Linked DNA regions of Homo sapiens: regions 2, 3 and 4 are each linked to region 1. A link is a loop called in an ENCODE intact Hi-C map of the cell type or tissue named here. Cell type or tissue: Caco-2. All regions are shown on one strand.

Region 1 (5,000 bases):
GTAGGAACCCAAGTGGTACAGCTCTGAGAGGGGACCATGTAGCAGTTTCCATACAGTATTACAGATGCTTTCACCCTTTAACTCAATTAACCTATAACAGGGAGTTTATCCTATGGAAATCTCTGCACAGTTACAAAATGACATGCACAAGTGATGTGTTATGGTATTGTTTGTAATAGCCTAAGAAACAACCCATTTCCATAAAGAGAGGACTGGTTAAATAAAGTGCAGTATGTCCTCAAAATGGAACACTAGGTGCTGAAAAAGAATGAAGACAGCCTCTCTGTTACATTGTGGGAAGGTATCCAGGATAGATGGCTCAGAAGAAAAGTTCAGAATAGTGAACACATTATGATGCCCATAGTGTCATAAAGAAGAGGAAAAGAATATGTATTTGTTTTGGTTTGCAACTGCATAAAGTACTGGAAAGGTATACTGTAAGGAGGGGGGCTGACCGGGTGGATAGAATAGAAGCAAAACTCAACGTATAACATTTTTATTTTAAAAATCCATGAATTAAAAATAATAATCTACCTGTGAATTATTACTTATTAAAAATTAAAAATTTTAAATCATACACCTTGCACATAGTGTTTACAGCCAAACTGCATGTGTTTAAATTTCTGCCTCACTTACTACATAAGTGAATTTTGGCAAATTTCTTAACCCCTTTCTTTTTTTGTTGATGAGTTAATAAATACAAAGGAATCAAGCCTAAAACACAGTGAGTTCTACATGACTGTAGTCTGTTATTAATACTGCATTTAACAGTAATAATTTTGAAGAACACTTTAACCCTTTAGTGATAAGATTTCCTGAATTCTTCTGATATTCCTAACTTTTTTCCCCCCAAAGGTGGTAAAATGAATGCCAAGAGAAATACAGTAATATCAAACAGCACTGAGCCAGGGCCAGGTACAAATACAGGAGCCGACACTTGGGCATTGCTAGATCATTCCATGTCACACATATGGAAACCCTAAGAAACAAGGTCATTGATTTCTCTTTCTTTTTAACAAATCAAAAAGAGAATATAATAAATTGGATTATGAGGCATTATGAGTGCGCAAAGTGTTGGAAGATGTGCAAGACAGCTATAAAACACAGCCCCTGAAAGTATCTGCTGCAATTCTTGATGAAATCAATAGACGACATCTTTCCTAGATACCCAGAAAACGGGAGTCGCTGTCAGGCTGGGAGTTTCTAGAGAAAGACTCTAAATAAATATGTGGCCACAGGTTCCATAGCACTGCTTGTATTTACAGTTTTGAACACACCCACCCCATGGTTGCTTATTTTAAAAAATAAAAACTCACGGATGCAGAAATGATATAATCAGCAAGGCACTGTCAGTAAATTTGCCAACTCCCTTTGGATGGCTTATGTTGCCTGTTTCTGTGGAAAATGAATTTGTGCACGACATTTTAATGTTTGGATTATCAGGTAACGCCGATTCAAAACAGCACAAAGAAACAGCTTAGGCATTTTTCCTTCTAATCAGAAAAAGCAGCTTACCACATTGTGGAGAAATTGTGCCCCCTGCTGATTTAACTTGATATTAGCGTCATTGGTCTTTTGGGTTGTTTTTTTTTTTTAAAGGTCTGCAGTGCCGCAGGGTAGTGCAGTGTCTTCAAGGTCAGTAATTTACATGTCCTCCTCTCGAGGCTAAGGCAGCCTCTCCTTGCAAATAGGAAGTTTTTGCTTGATCGTGACCTTGGGAAAAAGGAAGCAAAGGAGGAATGACTCCTTTTATGAGCTTTCTGGAGATATTTGTTCTAAGAACCTTCTCAGTATTCCCCGTACCTTTGGTGACTCTGAATAAGGAAAGCGAGCAAGCAGTGAAGAGAGAGGAGCTGGTTGCGGGTGAGCACACGCCCCTTGTAATTAATCTCCACTTCAGGACCAAAAGACAGTAGAGCTCCGTTCACTGATGGAGTTTATTCAGTCTGCGAAAACTATTACCACCAATGAATAGCAATCACGATGGGGCATTCCAGGTGCTCAGATGTCATTCTGTTAACTTGGTGTGAGCTACCCTCTGAAAGGCTCCAGCCCTGGACAATATTGTTGTTAACCAGGGATGTAGCATTAGTAACGGCAGACTCTTTCTGTGGCCCTCATTTTTATCTTGATGCTTTGTTCCCTTCTTTTTTATTGCCTCTCCACCTGGGCTTTTAATGTGTTTTTCCTAGGCTGGTACTTATTTCCAACAAGCTGCCAAGTAATCTCTCTGGAAAAGTCAACGGACTTTTTTTTTTTTTTTTTTTCTGTTCTTTACTTGTGTTTTTCTTTTTCTGTGTATTTTTCTTTGTGTGTTTGTGTGTGTGTGTTTGCTTGCATTTTGCTCGTGTTCTTTGCTTTGTTTGTGTTCTTCTGATAATTGCATCTTTAGGAGAAATTCCTGAATGAACACAGAGAGGACTTTAGCAACGCATTCGGCCTTGGAGAAGATAAAGGAGGAAATTTTCTAAGGTGGGGAGGACCTTTCCTCACGTCTGTCCTAGACAAGGCCACAGGCTGCAGGGCTGCGTCTCTGCCAACTGTGACAAGAACAGCCTCTTCCAGTCTACGGGATGCAATACTTTGTCCAATATTCAGTTAACAGGTAGTAAATATTGTCTTTCCCTCCTCTGTACCTTAAAAGGGCTTTCAGTCTTTCCAAGGGCCCTTTGCTCTTTGGTTAGAGTTGCCAGATTTAGTCAATAAAAGTCCAGGGCACCCAGTCTGGATTTTATTTTAATATGAATTTCAGATAACGATTTTTTAAAAAGTATTTGTATTTGTTGTTTATCTGAAATTCAGATTTAACTGGGCTGTCGTACTTTACCTGGCAACCCTATCTTTGATTGAACTCTGTTTTCACGCTGTTTTCCAGGGCATTCGAAATCTAGCTGAGTGACTGCTGAGCCAGGGCGCGAGGTCCTGGGCCTTGGAGCCCAGGTGGCCTGGGCGGTGCGGCTCCTCGCGCTGCTGCCTCAGGCTCTCACCTCCCTCTAGCGGCCGCCAAGGACATCACACACGCCGAGCGGAAGCCCTGCTGGGCGGTGCTGCCGGCTCCAACCCCGGAAAGGCCACGTCCGAGAGAGCTCACCTACTTTCTCCTGGAGGGGCTGCGGTGGGGGCCTGCACAAGAAAGTGGCCTTACTCCCAATAGCGGAAATGGAGTTTCCCTTGTTTCACTTAAAAATACAATGGAAAAAAATGCCTCTGTACAACAGCCTAAGCTGACAGTTGATGTCTAACCCTGGGCTGTACTCACCACTAAACACTGATAGATGTTGTCATTTTCATGCTAAAGAAACCCCACTCACCCCAAATAATTTGTCAAAGAGTACTCATGTAGACAGCAAGTTTTGGAAGGTGGAGATGCTTATCTGTCTTCTGTGATGTGCCTGTGCCTGATAGCTAGTAAATAAGTTTAAATGAATTGACATTGAAATACACTACAGGCTTGGAATTAAAAACAAAGAAGAAACCTATTCCTACCCTCAGAGAATGACCACTTCATCGCAGAGGAGATGATGGCTGAAGTGCTTATGCTCATCAACGACTGTGGAATTGGGTCTTGGAATTTTAGTTCCTCTGTTAAACTTAGGAAATGGATGGCTGGAGGTCTGCGCCAGCCGATGAGGGATTGATACACCTGAGATTGCTTTACAAAACACTGCTTTTAGTGTTTAATGACACAGGATAGTGTCTACAGCAGTGGCATGGAGCCAGAACATGGGTTCTAGAATCCAGAGATGACTCGCAGGTTCCATCTGAGTTCCTTAAAGGACAGTTTCTGCAACGTAGGTGTTCCATGATTGCTTGTTGAATGAATGAATAGGAGTATCTATCACAACCATGTCCACACTCATTGGCTTTAGTGGAGTCAAGGCAAGGTAGAGATATTAATGACAGAATTCTGGTGATAGGGGCCCCTACCACCAATGGCAGTATTAAGGGGTGATTAGGGAGAAGGGTAGCTTTTAGTCTCTTTCAAGCCACGCAAACAAAGATCACAGAATCTAAGCAAAAGCAAATGTCTTGCTTTACAGTTTCAAGACAAAGCCCCTGGAAGTTGCCCCCTTTTAAATAGATTGTCCCTTAGCCTTGCTACGCAAATACACTGGATCCTGTAACCATGTTAGCCCTTATCTGTAATTTCACAAAGTCGGGTGGCAGGTATTTGCTCAGGAAATTGAGACATTAGGTACTCACACTTTTAAAAATAACACATAAGGAAGGCAATAATAATTACATAAGATAATATGTTCCAGGCTCTATATCTTGTTATCTAATTTAATCTTCACTGTAACCCTGTAATGTTATTATTATTGCCCACATTTTTGCAGATGTGGAAATGTCAGCTTAAAGAAGTGAAGTAACTAGGCGAAGGTCATAGAGACAGCCAATATGCAAATGCACATCTGCCTTATTCAACTCTTTCCAACATACAGCGCTGGTACTTGAGTATATGAGGAGGCCTGTTTGTATACCTCCGAGCAGAATCAAATAGGAAATGTTTGCTAGAAATAAAAAGGAAGCATCAAAGGAAAATATGGAAGGGTCAACCAAAGGGTGAATGGGCTTTGTCCTTTCTTCGCTGGAGGTCTGAGCTCAGAAGCCTGGGTCTCAATAGCTCATTCCTTTAGAAATGAGGTTCTTTACACTTGGACTCAGGGAGGGGAACATCACACACCAGGGCCTGTCAGGGGGTTGGGGGGTAGGGAAGGAATAGCATTAGGAAAAATACCTAATGTAGATGATGGGTTGGTGGACACAGCAAATCACCATGGCATGTGTATACCTATGTAACAAACCTGCACGTTCTGCACATGTATCGCAGAACCTAAAGTATAATGTTTTTAAATTAAAAATATATATAAAAAAGAAATAACGTTCTTTAGATAACAAAGGAAAGGGCAGTGATTCCAAAATCTTTCTCAGCTTTTAAAATGCACACACTTTCAGGCCTTAGCTCCTGGGTATTCTGATCTAGTAGTACTGGGATGGGG
Region 2 (5,000 bases), 200 kb before region 1:
ATGGACACTGGTGTTTATATTTCATATAACTTTTACATGTCATGGAATACCATTATTCTTTTGTTTTTTTCCCCCAACTGTTTAAAAATATAAAGACCATTTTTGGCTGCAGGCCATGTAAAAATGGTCAGTGGGCTGGATTTGGGCCTTGGGCCATATTTTGCCTACTCCCAATCTAATGCAAGGGATTCTGTGTTCCCTTTAATTGCTTTGTATGGTGTGTAGTAGTGTTTGAATGTTAGGGTGAAATGCACTCTTCGTCCTTTTAGATAACCTGCCTGTTTTAGCTCCAACATGTTGGTTGTTGCTCTATGGAGTAAATTAAGAAAATTCCTCTGTTTATCCAGTGACAAATATTCACTCACATATATTAAGTTTATGTCTTACAGCTCTTATTGCCAGGCTCTACTGTGCAGTTATAGCTGTTATTTTCAATCCTTCATCATAATACAGTATTTCTGAAGTCATTTTAAATAGCAATTAAGAATTGCATTTGGGTGCAAGCTGTAGAAAACTGGATGAAGAGTGGCGTAACTTATTAAGGGTTTATTTGTCTAATACAGAAAGGTGTAGAATAGGTTGTGCATGAAGAGACTGGGGTGGCAGCTACAAAATGTCATTAAGGACCCAGGCTACTGTCTTTCTGCTTGAGCATATATTATTTTCACATATTTATGGTGTTTGTTTTCACATTTGTGAAATGGTTTCTGCACCTCCAGGCACCATATCTGCGTTTCTGCAAGTAAGCAGACTAGAGAAGGGCAAAAGCCTGCTTTGTGTTTTCATTCATTTAAGTGAAGCCTTCCCAAGGACTGTCTGCCTCACATCTCATTGGTCAGAACTGTGTCATGTGATTAACAATAGAGGTGTTTGCGTAAACATGATGTTGTAGCTGAGCACATTGCTTTTCTAAGTAAAACCAGCCTTCTGTATTTAGAAAGAGAGGGAGATTGGTTACTGGGTAAATAACTACCATTGTTTTGCTTCCAAGGGTGTTTAAGTAAAAAAAAAACCAGGTGAGTTGAAGGTACCTTCCACCCATGGATCAAATGACATAGATGAGGTCAGGCACGGTGGCTCACGCCTATAATCCCAGCACTTTGCGAGGCCGAGGCAGGCAGATCACCTGAGGTCGGGAGTTCGAGTTCAGCCTGACCAACGTGGAGAAACCCCATCTCTACTGAAAATACAAAAATTAGCCAGGCGTGATGGCACATACTGGAGGCTGAGGCAGGAGAATCACTTGAACCCGGGAGGCGGAGGTTGAGGTGAGCCAAGATCACACCTTTGCATTCCAGCCTGTGCAACAAGAGTGAAACTCTGTCTCAAAACAAAACAAAACAAAAAAATGACATAGGTGAAAGCAGTGACTGTTGGCCCACAATTTACTTCTCTTCCATTTGCTTAGGAAATTCCTTTTGATATTGATTGTAAGATTCATTTCATTTCAGAAGAGTTGAAATGTGGGGAGAATAAAAAAATTCATTGTGTGAAGGAAATGATTGTGTATGTTATGGCTATTTGGACTCTGGAATTAAGCCCAGCACATGAAGTGCTCTTGATGGCTTCCTGTTACCGCATGGGAAGCCTCTCTGTTACCTGGGCCCCGCCCAGTAGGCTGATGTGTTTCTCTAAGTTCCTGCTTCCTGAACTGCCTGCCCCCGCCACCCTAGGGTGGGTGCTGTTAGTTCCAGGCCATGTTCACCTCTGCAGACCTTACAAACAGGCTGTGGTAGTGTGACACATCTTCCTTCCTGATGCTAGTATCATAAACATCCACTTGAAAACTTCCTTCTACGGATTAACTTTCTCCTACCTTGTTATTTGGGTGATTTGCTATTAGTACTAGCTAATTTTCTAAGGTTTTACCTGTTTTGTTTTTTCATGTCTTCTTTTTAATCATCTGCCCTTTCTTATAAGTGAATCATGGGGGCCAGTGACTCAACAAAATGCTTTGAGTTCTGCTTCATGTCACATTGGGAAAACATGATTTGTATAAAACAGGGCATCTCTGTGGTGTGTACTGCCACCCTCCAAGCTGTTCTGTGGAAGCTAGGGTGCCACCTCTCTCTCATTAAAATATGTTTCTTCTTTTTACTCTTTTGAATATTAACACATTTATTATAATCTTCAAAACATTTTAAAATAAAACTCTTGCTCCCACTTTGTTTCCTTACCCAATTCCTGCTCCTCTAGCCCTTGGATAAGCACTTCTGTTCGTTTCTTACATGACCTTCAAGAATTTTTTAAAACAGTATAAACACAAGCAAATATAAATGCGTTCTTATTTTTCTCCATTTTTTTTTAAAGTGGGCTTAGTCTACATATAGTTCTGCTGCTTTTCTTTTTAACCTACTAATATGTCTTGGAGAGCTTTTCATAACAATGTTAACAGTACATACAGAGCTTCTGTTTTTTTTCTTTTTAAGCTGCATACTATTAAAGTGATCTCTTTAAAACACAAACCTGGACATGCCTCCTGGTCATCAGATTGAAAAAATATAGTATATATACGGGTTTGGCACTATCTGTCATTTCAGGTGTCTTCTGGGGGTCTTGGAATGTATCCCCCATGGATAAGGAGAGACTATTGTGTTTTCATTCCATCTCAATTAGTATGTACTCTTAAATTAAGAAGGTAGGCAACATTTTGAAAACTTTGCAGAGATGGATTTGCAGCTCCTCAAGAGCACATCTGACCCCTAGTGACTGAAGAAGGAAAAGTGAAAGATCAGAGGAATGAAAAGGGTTAAGAAACAGAGTTCAAAGTAAGATGATATTCTTTGTTTACTCTCACCTTAGAAGTGGAGAACATTTTTCTCCTGTGAACTGATGAAAGGATGCTTTCATGGTAGTGGCTACAGCTGTGGAATTTCTGAAGAAGGCTGCTGAGGGGAATAAAAATGTTGCTGCTGTCATGAATCAATGAAATGTCAACATCTCAGATAGTCTATACGTGGTTTTCAGATGGTTTTGGGCAAAGGGAGCTTTTATGACCATAGATGTCAACTTCTTGCAAGGGTGAGGGTGGGGTTGGGGTGGGATGGGGAGTGGTTATGGCCCACTGAGAACTAAGGCACTCTGTCATCTCATAGTCCATTCTTTCCAAGCTACCTGAATTGTGCTCCAGAGTTCTGGGGAGTCTAGGTTGAAGAAACGACCGTGTTAGTGGCCGGGTGCAGTGGCTCATACCTGTAATCCCAGCACTTTGGGAGGCCGAGGTGGGTAGATCACTTGAGCCCAGGAGTTTGAGACCAGCCTGGGCAACATAGAGAGACCCCATCTCAAAATAGCAATAACAACATCAAAGAAACGACTGTGTTGGGGCTGGCTCAGTCTTCCACTGGATATCTAGTGAGTGGACAGTGCATGACACCTACATAAATCACCTCTTTTTTTGTATCAATGACATAAATCTAGTTCAGTTTGGAAGTATATACATACTGTTTCAGATAAGCGTATCTACTTATTTGTTTGTCTTCTCTCTTTAGATAAAGAAGAAGCAGCAAGATGTGGTTAGATTTCTGGAAGCCAACAAGATAGAGTTTGAGGAGGTGGATATCACAATGTCAGAAGAACAGAGGCAATGGATGTACAAAAACGTCCCCCCGGAAAAGAAACCCACTCAGGGCAACCCCCTGCCACCTCAGATATTTAATGGCGACCGATACTGTGGAGTAAGTGGCTAGACTGTTATCATGCTGTTTCTTTTTATTGTTCAGAACACATGCCACCTAGAGTGCAGGTGGGTTTTTCCAGTGAAGACTGTGACTTCTTCACCCAATGCCCATTCAGATCCACATGTCTAACAGAGGGTGAAGTTGAGAAGGGATGTGAGTCCAAGGTCATGGACTGTGTATGTATGTGCGAGGGTTGTGTGGTATGTGAATGTAAGTGCACGTGTGTCTGTCAATCTGAGCTCTGTCTTTGCTTTGGAAACAGAAGTAGGAAGGGAAGCTCTGTGTATGTGTGTATGTATGTATGTATGTGTGTATTATGTTCTAAATTTTGAAGCATTAAAAATAATCATTTTAATTATTAAATTATTAATCAAATTATTTTTTGATTAATACATTTTAGGGGGCAGAGTAGTAGAGGGGGATAATTATCTTTGAATATCCCTTTATGGTATAAATAACTGCTAATAGCTAATCGTAAACCAGAGTTCCATTTCTTATGATAATGAGCCAGAGGGATCATTAAGAATATCAGTGCACCTCATATATGAACATATATCAGGTGCTTTCCTGCTGCATGTAGCATACGAGAAGATGAAAAAGTCACTTTCATCTATTTACCTACTTGCGTACTCCTTAGGTTAAGAAAAATAATTGAGAAACTTCTTTCTAATGAGTAAGTTAGGATTTGCCTTTTGCCATATCTCTAAGTATCTAAGTCAGTGTTTATTTTTGGACCTGTACTATAGTTATTTAAGGACGGTCTAAAGAAGAAGGAGCCACAGAGCTGAGGTGCTTGAGATTAAATAAATAGCTAGGCTGTAATTAGCGTGGAGGAAAGGAATAACAGCCTTTGGTGGCTTCAAAGAAAACAATCCTTTCCCCCACGTGCGTAATGGAGAATGAGAAGTTGTAATATAAAGCCATGTGTAGATTATACAGAGAATTCTTACCTGTAGCATCCTGAGGAGAATCCTGAACATGGCATTAGACTTAAGTTTGAGCACTAGTACTGCCTTATGTCGGCTGGGACACCTTTGGAAAGTTACTTATCTTTTTAAGCCCCAGTTTTCTTATCTTTAAGCAAGGGATAATGTCTGTCTTTGTGATCGTTTCAAAAGCATTTCTTAAGCATATTATATAAAAATGAAAATTGTTATTTTATGGGGTTTTTAATATCATTATTTTATATTTTATTGAGAGAAGTGTGTGGTAACCAAGGGTGTATTTTATTCATGATTACCAAGGATATAAAATGTACTCTTGTGCCTGCAGACCTAAATGAAGTAATACCTGAAAATGTTTGCAAAGTATATAGTTCAA
Region 3 (5,000 bases), 55 kb before region 1:
GCCAAGTGAACACAGAGCCACGGCAAGGGTAGAACTTGTATTAAGGCCACAAATATTAATATATGTAGATTGTATGTTTTAATCCAGAAATTCATGTAGTTGATGTGGCATCTACTAAAAGTTGGGTAGGCAGGAAATACCTATTTTCTTCAAATCAAATTCAATATGGCTGCCATCCCCTATGTCACTGAATTGCAAGAAATTCAATCTTCATTATTTGTTTCCTCCCCTCCTCCCTGGGTTTACCTAAAAATTGGGAGGATTATTTGGTGCCCAGAAAATGAGCAAGTCTCTCAGTGGGTCCAGAGTGCTCTGAATCTTCATTCCGAGGCTCTAACTGAGGCGGCTGGCTCTCCTGGTTCTGCACCAAGCTGCTTCCCTTCAAACAGCATTCTCACCTGAGTAGCAGCTTGACTGGGGGCAGTGCCAAGAAAGGGGCTTTGGGAATGTCCCTTCCTCCCATTTCAAAAGCTTCCATGTTCCCTGGACAAACTCATTGACCCATTCCCGCCCGTGCCAGCCCTCTCAGTGAGCTCAGGTTTCAGGCAAGGGAGGTAGGTTTCCAGGTGGCCAGGAGGAGCAGTTACCTTAATGCAGTGGTTCTCAGCACGTGGGTCCCGTAGTTACAGTTAGAAGGAGAAATACCTAATGTAGATGACGGTTGATGGGTGCAGCAAACCACCATGGCATGTGTATACCTATGTAACAAACCTGCACGTTCTGCACATGTATCCCAGAACTTAAAGTTTATATATATAGGCCAATTCTTGATTCTTGAACTCCATCCCAGACTTGCTGAATCAGAAACTGGGGGCACAGGCAGCATGCTGCATCTTAAGCCTTAAAGGAATCTTAAAGGTCAGGGCTTTCTGCTCTGACCTCACAACAAACCACCCAGAGGGCAACGGTTCTGGCTACCTCCTTTAAATAGAGAAGGGAAAAATAGAGAGGTAAAAGCAAAACAGTCCTCATTCTCTCAGATACCTCTATAGCAGCAAAAAAATAACAAATAAAAAAACCCCACATATATACCTTAATGATCTCTCCCCTCTGATAAGGCACTGTGTAAAGCAAAGTTGAGATTTATAAAGGATAAAGAAAACCTGAACTCATTTGATCCACACGCCACCAACAAATCCTCGCCCCTACCTTCCAGGTTTAAGAATTCAGGAGGCTTTATCCTAAAAAAAAAGCATGCTGAGAAATAAAGGTCAAGTATTTAGACTAGGCTGTTCCACATCTCCATGGAATGAAGAAACGTGTGGACACCCCTGGAATTTCAATTGGTTCTCCTTTTACAAGGATTTTTATACTAATCAAGATGGAACCAGCACATAACTTCCTTATACTAAAGAATTTCATATTAAGAAAATACAATATCCCCCCAATCTATTATATCAGATAAATGCTAATTTTTATCACATCATCTTATTTCAACTTTGTTATAAAGGCTTGATTCATGCAAAAGTGGAGAGTCATCATTTTTGTTCTTAAACCCAATTAAATGTCACTTCCTGATTCATCCTCCTGCTGCTCCAGATACTTCTAACACATTTCAGACCTGAAATTTTTTAAGCTGCTTCTTCTTTTCCAAGTGATTTTAAGAACCTAGCATTAAAACATAATTACATGGCGGAAAAATACTTTTGAAGCTGCTCAGTGTGACTTTTTTTAATAGTGAGTTTTCTGACTTGCATGCCTCAGAGGATGATTTTCTGGGCTGTGTATAACTTGACAGCATCTCTGCGAGCCCATTAGTCACCTTACAAAATTGCATGAACTCTTTTTGGATCCCTGGGGTAGCTAAAACTTAGCAATAAATGAATGGATTATGCTTCATACAATCATATTTTTAAGCTATATATTAACAATCAAGACTGTTGAACAGTTTTTGGCTTTTGAGATTACAGTCACAGTTATTACTCTATAAGACTCTCTTTTTACAGATTCAAAAGATTTTATAGACAAATGAAGACTGAATTGGCCTCCAAGTTTTACTTGAGGAAATCCAGGCTATAGATCAATTCAGACCTTGATGAAGGTCACACAGCGTGGTTTCAGTGCAGCAGGAATTGGACTCACAGTCCCCCACGCTTTCCTCTCACTGCCAATTGTCAGGTTTCAGCCAATTCTTAATTTTTCACTGGCCAGAAAGTCAGGCCATTACCTTCCATCACATGATTGCCACCTAGTGGCGACAGTGGTCATTGATGCTTATGCAGTGACTGGACTCAAAGGCCAGAAAAGAAATAGAATAAAAATTAAATCATCTTTAAAATGTATTGAGAGTCTACTATTCTGTTAGGTGCTTTATTTATTTCATTTAATCCTCTAAACATTATAAACTAGGAATTTTTATCCAAGAAGAAATGAAGCTGAGAGAGATGAAGAAACTTGCCCAAATTCAGGCTGCCTCTATCAGTGGGGCAGGAACTGGATCTTCTTCCCTGGACCTTAGTCCCTGTCCTGTAACTTTGACCTACATATGGTTGGACTCTCCTAGATCTTAGCAGTCCTTTCTGATCTGTGATATTCCTCAGGCTGCAGTGACTGGCTCAGAGAAAGCCAGTAAGACCCACTGACACTTTCACTAATACAGTCCAGGAAGAGGCAGGTACTATTTTCCACTCACACAGATAATGGTAAAAACAGTGTGAGCCTGGAAGCTGTCTAAGCTCTGCAAAGCGGAGCTGGGAATCAAGTCACCATAGAGCAAGAAAAGCTGAGATAGAGAGAAACTGAACCTGGTGACATCCCTTGTGCCCCCAATTCCAGTTGTGTTTGAAGCCATGTGTACTGCTGGGTGTTTCAGTTATGAGCCAATAAATGCCTTTATAATAATAAATGTTAGTGTGATATGAGGTTTCTGAATTTGTACTAAAAAGTCCTGACTAATACCAAGGATTGGTCCTTTTTCGGTTCCTTCTTTTTTCCTACTTTCAGCTGTCAACAAATCAACATTTGCATTGTGCCTATGCTTACAAGGCATAGGTCTGTTTTCCAAAACCTGTTGTCCTATTCTTGGAGTTGTAATACTTAAGTGAAAACATTATTTCAAAATATTTAAATATAATTTTTAAATAATTAAAATTTGGTTCTATATAAAAAAATCAAATGCCTTGAAAAATATTTGATTTCTCATCCTAAGTATCATCTCCACTAGAGCAATCAGGAAGTTTACAGTCTAAAGCAATTATTCTTTCATTAAGGCAAGAATTCAATAGAGCTTTGGGGCTTGTGAGAGAGTCTAGCCATCTGTCCAGGATTCACGTCATTATGGTTGGAGGAGTGTGGTGGGCTTTGTCAAATGAGATGTATTCCCTTGAGAATATCATGCATTTATTCCAGGCAAGGTCAAGACGTATGAATATTTTGGGAAAGGTAGCCCTACAAATCAATATTTTTAAAGAAAATATTTGTTATATATTTTTGGATAATGGGAAAAAATAATTTCTTAAAATTATTTATTGCTTTCTTAATGTTCAGAATAAGAAATTTATTACATGCAATTTTCTAAACCAGACAACTTCTTGGGAAGTGAATTGTTTACTATTTCAGTGACAAAACCAATAACTTGATGCCAGAAAACAGTACCACGCTTACAGTTTGTTTTCCCAATGTTATTGCCTACCCACTTTTAGAGACTTTCCTAGTTGGCTTGAGGATTTGTTTGCTAGTGGCCTGGCTGATAGCCCTCCCAAGCAACATTCAAATACCTATCACAAAACTATTTACCAAAGATGTTTCGGCTCAGCAAAGGAAGTTTTTAGTTGTTTGCTTGTTACTATTTGAGGCTTCCGTGTCAATGAAAGGCATTTTGCAAGTAATGTATAAAACCATGAATAGACCCTGGCTACTATTTTTACTAATGTGATGGTTAATACTAAGTGTCAACTTGATTGGATTGAGGGATACAAAGTATTGCTCCTGGGTGTGTCTGTGAGGGTGCTGCCACAGGAGATTAATATTCCAGTCAGTGGGCTGGGAAAGGCAGACCCACCCTTAATCTGGGTGAGCACAATCTAATCAGCTGCCAGCTCAGCTAAAGTATAAGAAGACAGAAAAATTTGAAGAGAGACTGGCCTAGCCTCGCAGCCTACATCTTTCTCTTGTGGTGGCTGCTTCCTGCCCTTGCACATCAGACTCCAAGTTCTTCAGTTTTAGAAATCGGACTGGCTATCCTTGCTCCTCAGCCTGCAGATGGCCTATGGTGGGACCTTGTGATCATGTGAGTTAACACTTAATAAACTCTCCTTTGTATATATCTCTATTCCATTAGTTCTGTCCCTCTAGAGACCCCTGACCAATACAACAGATTTATCGCAGTGATGTTTTAAAACTATTTTAAAGATTATTGACCAAGGCAGCTCTGTCTTGCTGGCTTCTCCCCTCCCTACAGTGCTCCAGATTTTCAAGTTGTTCTCTGAGAAGCCTCAGGAGGAACCAGAAGAAAGGTTCGAGTGAGGGTCTGTCTACCATTACAACTAACCGTTCCCTCCGTTCTTCCCATAAAACCAGAACAGCTTTGCTCTGAGCTCTTTTTCTGTGTATTAGACTCCTTAAAAGATTTTCTTTCACCAATTCGCAATTGTCTGTTTAAAAGCGACTACCTTCTCAGACTTATGCTAAGGCATTGTGATATTCTACTGAACAAAAAAAGGCACGCACGCTACATTTATGTTGTAGTGGAGGAAATAGTCAATATACAAATAAACAAGAATACACAAGATCATACTGATGGAAGTGAGTTGATAAAGAGGATAAAGTGATAGTGTGATAAACAGTGCTGAAGGGGGCATACAACATTAGAAAAGGTGATGAGAAAATGCCTTGCTGAGAAAGCAATATTTAAATAATTTATTTGATCCATTAGAAGAGTTTAACCAAAGCCGGGACCATGGCTTATGCTTATAATTCCAGCACTTTGGAAGGCCAAGGCAGGAGAATTGCTTGAGGCCAGGGGTTCAAGGCCAGCCTGGGCAACATAGGGAGACCCTGTC
Region 4 (5,000 bases), 150 kb before region 1:
TCTGGTTTCGCCAACAGCCAAAAGGAAGAGTTACAGCTGGCTTACGATGAAAGCAGACCAAATCATGAGACTATTTATTTTTATTTTATTATGTAACTGCCCACTTATTTCCATTTGATTGATGTTCTTTTATATTCATACACATTTTTTAACCCTTAACTAGCACAGTAAGTTCTGTCACTAATATAACCTTTGGGTTGTTTCCCTGAGAAAAACTCTGGCCTTCATGGGCTCCTTATTAATTTCAGCTCTAAAGTCAGAAATCAACATGAATTGCTTGCCTGACAGAAGTCTGACGGTTTAGCAGTTACTAGATATAGCCCTTAATATGAGCTAACTGCTGTTCAGTATTTTTCTTGGGTAGAGCAAGTGGGTGGATGATAAAAACAGCATGTTCTCTCGTCTTACAATAACCTTGATTGTAGTCAAAGTTCTTTCCTAACAATAACTTTGGTTATATGCAAATCTGTCAGAAAATGACTGCATAAATATTAAATGTAAGATTTGGAAAACATTCATTTTTAGATATATGTGTGTGTGTGTGTGTGTGTGTATGAACATATGTACATATATAGGGGGACATTAGTCTTAATTTTTAGTTCTACTAAGTCTCAGTTTAAAAAAGTGAGAGGCAGGTGTGGTGGCTCACGCCTGTAATCACAGCACTTTGGGAGGCCAAGGCGAGGGGATTGCTTGAGTCCAGGAGTTCGAGACAAGCCTGGGCATCGAGGTGAAACCCCATCTCTATAAAAAATAGAAAAATTAGTCGTGTGTGGTGGTCCACGCCAATAGTCCCGGCTACTTGGGAGGCTGAGTGGAAGGATCACTTGAGCCCGGGAGGACAAGGCTGCAGTGAGCCATGATTGCACCACTGCACTCCAGCCTGGTGAGAGTGAGACTCTTGTCTCAAAAGAGAGAGAGAGAGAGAGTGATGCAAGGACTGTCTTTAAATAAAACATTCCAATTATTCAGGTCTCCGCCTAGGCTATGAAATGTGACCTACAGCATCCATCAGAAGTAAAATGCAATAATTACACATCAGTGTAATAGGAAGAATATCATGCAATGCCATGGCATAAATAAGGACACTCATGAAAAAAGGAAACAATTCTAGCATAAAGAGGAAAAATGGAACTGACGGTTTTTGTAAAAGCTTGTCGCATATTTTCAAATCAAGACAGGCAAGTCTTCCAAATTTAGCAATGTGTAGAAACATTCTCATGAAATCAGAAAAGGGGGTACTGGAGGGCAGGTTTTCATCCTTTCCAAACTCTTCTAAATTCTCCCACCCAGCGTTCATTTCAGATTCAAAATACCATACACTTACATTTATAAATTGAAATTTTAGAATGGGAAAGGACCAAGTGTTAGTGACTAGTGAAGTTTCAGGGTATTTCCAGAACTCTAAGTGCATCTGCCCTTTAATGTTTGCTGCCACTTGCTTTCAAAAACCCAAATCAACTCATAGTTGTTTCCAAAAAATGCATGCAAATCTAGTGGAAGGGAAAATACCGCAAAAAAAAAATAGTGCTGTATTAAAAAAACAATTATTTATGTGTCTGTGGAACTGGGTGCACCTTTAACAAATACTTCTGATAGTCAAGCAAATCCAGAATGTTCTAGTGCTGACATGGGAAACAGAACTAAAGAACAATATATAAAAGTAATCAGGTATATCATTTACTCTCAGTTAGAATTTTGCTCAAAAAACTTGAGTTAGTATGGAGCAGAAGAAAATGGTGAGGTTCTGTGATTAAATATATATATATATAATATATGTATTTGCTGTATAATCTTGAAAAAATACTAAATGTGTGGCACATATGTGTACAGCCGAGTGCCCTTTGATAACAGGACTTGGGTGGTAGCGACACCTAGAGGCCTCATCTCTGAGTATAGTTACAGGGTGGGCTTTGTGTTGCATTTTAACCCTCACCGTGGTAAATAAAAAAACCTGTGAAGATAGCTGTGAAAATAAAATCTACCCTTTAAAAAAGTCTATTATAGTATATGAGATTTATTTATGTTAAATTGGAAATGAAGGTCTGGGGAAGGGGAAGCTGCAGTATTTCAGAAAGTTACTTAAGCGGGTCAGGAAACCTGGGTTCTGGAAGGAGGTGGGCATTCCTCTCCTTTTGTTAGGGGGAACAAGGAGGGGGAGACCTGACGGGGAGCAGGAGCCCATGGCCAGAGGCATTATGCTCCAATTCACATGATTGCAGTGTTCATTCTCAAGGAGTTCTAGAGAATTTTAAAATAAATCATAGACCACATAAGATTCCCTATAGCACCAATCACAGGATTTTGCATTGGTTAGCAATAGAAAATACGCACATAAACATGACTTTGCGTTTTGGTGGAGTGCTGTAGTGCGGAGCACACTGCTGTGCTAGCTGGGCCAGCAGAACGCTGGGGACAGAAGCCATGGGTGTGTGAAAGGTACCTTTCTTGTCAGGTCTGAGAGCCATCACCTGGGGTTCCCTTCACCTGGGCTTTCCATGCTGCTCAGGGAGATAGAACATAATGACAGAGAAGATGAGCCCAGAGGCACTTTTCTATTCATGCGTTCTGCAAAAGAACATTAATCGAGCACCTTATTGGTTTCCTATACCCAAACTTAGTAGCTTAATTAACACAACGAAAATATGTTTTGGAATTCAGGAGGTCAGAAGTCTAAAATGAATCTCACAGACTAAAATCAAAGTGTCTGTAGGGATGCTTTCCTTTCTGTTGACTCCAGGAGAAAATCCGTTTCCTTGCCTTTTCTAGCTTCTAGAGACCGCCTATAAGCCTTGGCTCAAGGCTGCATCACTCTGACTCTGACACTCCTACCTGCATCTTAAAGGGACCCCTGTGATTACACTGGGCCCACCCACGTAATAATCTAGAATAAACACCCCATCTCAAGATCCTTAATTCCATCTGCAAAGTCACTTTTGCATATGTAAGGCGATGCATTCACAAGTGCCAGAAATTGGGACGTGATCTCTCTGGGGGTGGGCTTGAGGGAAGGAGGGCAAAGGCATTATATCCCACTTACCACAAGCATTATATAAGCCTACACGTAACCAGGCACAGGAGATATAAAGTCTCTGCCTCTGATGGGATGGGATTGGGGTCATGCAAATAAATCAGATTTTCCGGCAGTGCAAAAGACTACAGATAACTCAGGAAGAGGCTAGCTCAGCTGAGGCAATCAGTTCACATACCTCAAGCAAGTGATATTTGACTTAAGTCTGACAAATCAGGAAGAGTTAGACAGATGGGTGGAAAGGGAGTTTTAAGCAGAGCAAAGAGCATATGCTAAAGTATAGAAATGTATAAAACAGCTCAGCAGTTTCCATGATTAACAAGATATTGGATTGTGTTGCTGAAAGTGGCAGAAGATGAAACTGTACCTAATGGCTCAACTGTGTTAAGAAAGATTGTTCTTCCTCTGATAATATCTGTTCTGGGCTCAAAAAAGAGGAGGTTGATCTTCTCTTACATAAACATTGCTTCCCAGTGTTCATGGTGTTGGAAATTATGTTCAAACCTGGTCAAACAGCCAAATGTATTTTAATCTACCTTTTTATTAGCCACTTCTAATGATAAAAGAAAAAGGAGCTACAAAGCTAGAATGAAGATAAGCAGTTGATGATCCAATGAAATTATTAAAAGACAGTTTCTAGAGAAAGATGTATAATATATTTTTCATAAGGCTCTTAATATAGTTCTGTTCTCTCACCACTGGCCTCATGAAAATTTTAGTGAGATTTTTATTAAGAAAAAAAGATCACCATGATAAAGACCCAAAGGTGAATTGTTAAGAAATGTGAAACAAATGTGATATTATTGAACCATTTCATACTAACAGCTTGTAAAACATCTATTTCTCTGTTATTAGGGAAATTTTATTTGATTTTTATCTTTTTAATATGGACAAATCTACAGCTGGTGCCTATTTTCCTGAATGACAAAAGATATAAGAAATGTGGCTAGGAAATTGTGAAGGTCAATTAATTCAGTCTCCTGACCTACTCAGACCCCTTGCCTGCAACGTTGGTGAGAGGCGTTTCATAAGTAAAGCACAAAGTTTAATAAATATCTGAAAGCTCATTTTGTGCCAGGCATTGTGCTGGACCTGCAGGAAACAAAGAGAGTAAGATAGAGTTTGCCCTCAAGGAACCACAGAGTGGCTGCAGGGTAAGGGTGGGGAACATATATGTGTAAGCAGCTCCATTATTGTCTATGTCAGATGATATAATTGAAAAGTGTCCAGGATGAAAGTGCTACTAAAACAGTGAAAGGACACTTACCTAATTCTATCTTGGAGAGTCTGCCGGAAAGGTCTTGTTAGAGGAGGTCATTCTTAAGATCAATCATGGATGAATGAATGAATGATCAACCAACTAATTAATCAGTAGAAGGAAGTTTCCTGGGGAAGAAGGCTGGGAGGAGACAGCATTGGTCAGAGGCAATAGCATATGCAAGGGATCGAGGTGGAATAAAGGTTACACATGATAGAGGTATCACAGATGTATTCTGGGCAATGGACTAGATTGTAATGAGCCTGGTATGCTATACTATAAGATTTGAAAATTAACCTATAAACCCCCACTACTCAAAGTGTGGTCCGAGGACCAGCAGCATCACATGAACCTTGCTAGACTCCACTCCAGGCTAGAAGCACATTTTAACAAGATCCCCAGGTGATTCAGGGTCACATTAATGTGTGAGAAGCACTCCTGTAGATATTGAAAAGCATTGATGGATTTAAAGTAAGAATGTGAAGCAATCACATTTGTGTTTTCAGGAAATCACAGAGTTTGGCAGTGAGAAGAGAAGATGAGGTATGGGAGAAGGTGATGTGGGGAAGAATAAAGGCTCAGAGACCATTTAGAAAGTTAATTTATGGATGATAAGAGTTTGAACTAGGGTCATGGCCATGGAGATGTCTTATTAACTCTTGGGGAAATGGAGAGTAAAGGACTCAAATGTTCTAGCTTGGTTGACAGATG

The links. Hi-C counts contacts between places; a loop is a spot of excess contacts. Peaks named below come from ENCODE experiments on the same cell type or tissue, not always from the same donor. Only the 100,000 strongest peaks of a DNase experiment are listed, where the experiment ranks them.
Region 2: it touches region 1 in a loop (4-fold over the local background); 3 of 110 quality-filtered maps call a loop at or near these places.
Region 3: it touches region 1 in a loop (4-fold over the local background); 8 of 110 quality-filtered maps call a loop at or near these places.
Region 4: it touches region 1 in a loop (4-fold over the local background); 2 of 110 quality-filtered maps call a loop at or near these places.

The regions. Positions count from the first base shown.
Region 1 is chr6:79,866,778-79,871,777 of GRCh38, forward strand. LOC107986614 (a long non-coding RNA gene) reads right to left here and starts at 4,613. Exons shown (of 3, transcript XR_001744216.3): 1 at 3,487-4,613; 2 at 1,516-1,713. RefSeq lists a silencer at 2,921-3,098 and an enhancer at 3,087-3,196. In Caco-2, CTCF peaks have their summits at 1,553 (motif pointing left) and 2,969 (motif pointing left); DNase peaks (open chromatin) are centred at 1,574 and 3,004; H3K4me3 peaks cover 503 bases.
Region 2 is chr6:79,670,123-79,675,122 of GRCh38, forward strand. It overlaps SH3BGRL2 (SH3 domain binding glutamate rich protein like 2), which reads left to right. Exons shown (of 4, transcript NM_031469.4): 2 at 3,492-3,677. Among named protein-coding and RNA genes, the nearest start is that of SH3BGRL2, 41 kb to the left of the region's middle. In Caco-2, a CTCF peak has its summit at 2,745; DNase peaks (open chromatin) are centred at 1,629 and 3,039.
Region 3 is chr6:79,811,874-79,816,873 of GRCh38, forward strand. It overlaps LINC01621 (long intergenic non-protein coding RNA 1621), which reads right to left and starts at 373. Exons shown (of 5, transcript NR_131786.1): 1 at 247-373. In Caco-2, a CTCF peak has its summit at 2,162 (motif pointing left); a DNase peak (open chromatin) is centred at 2,178.
Region 4 is chr6:79,712,008-79,717,007 of GRCh38, forward strand. No RefSeq gene overlaps it. Among named protein-coding and RNA genes, the nearest start is that of SH3BGRL2, 83 kb to the left of the region's middle. In Caco-2, a CTCF peak has its summit at 1,889 (motif pointing left); a DNase peak (open chromatin) is centred at 1,874.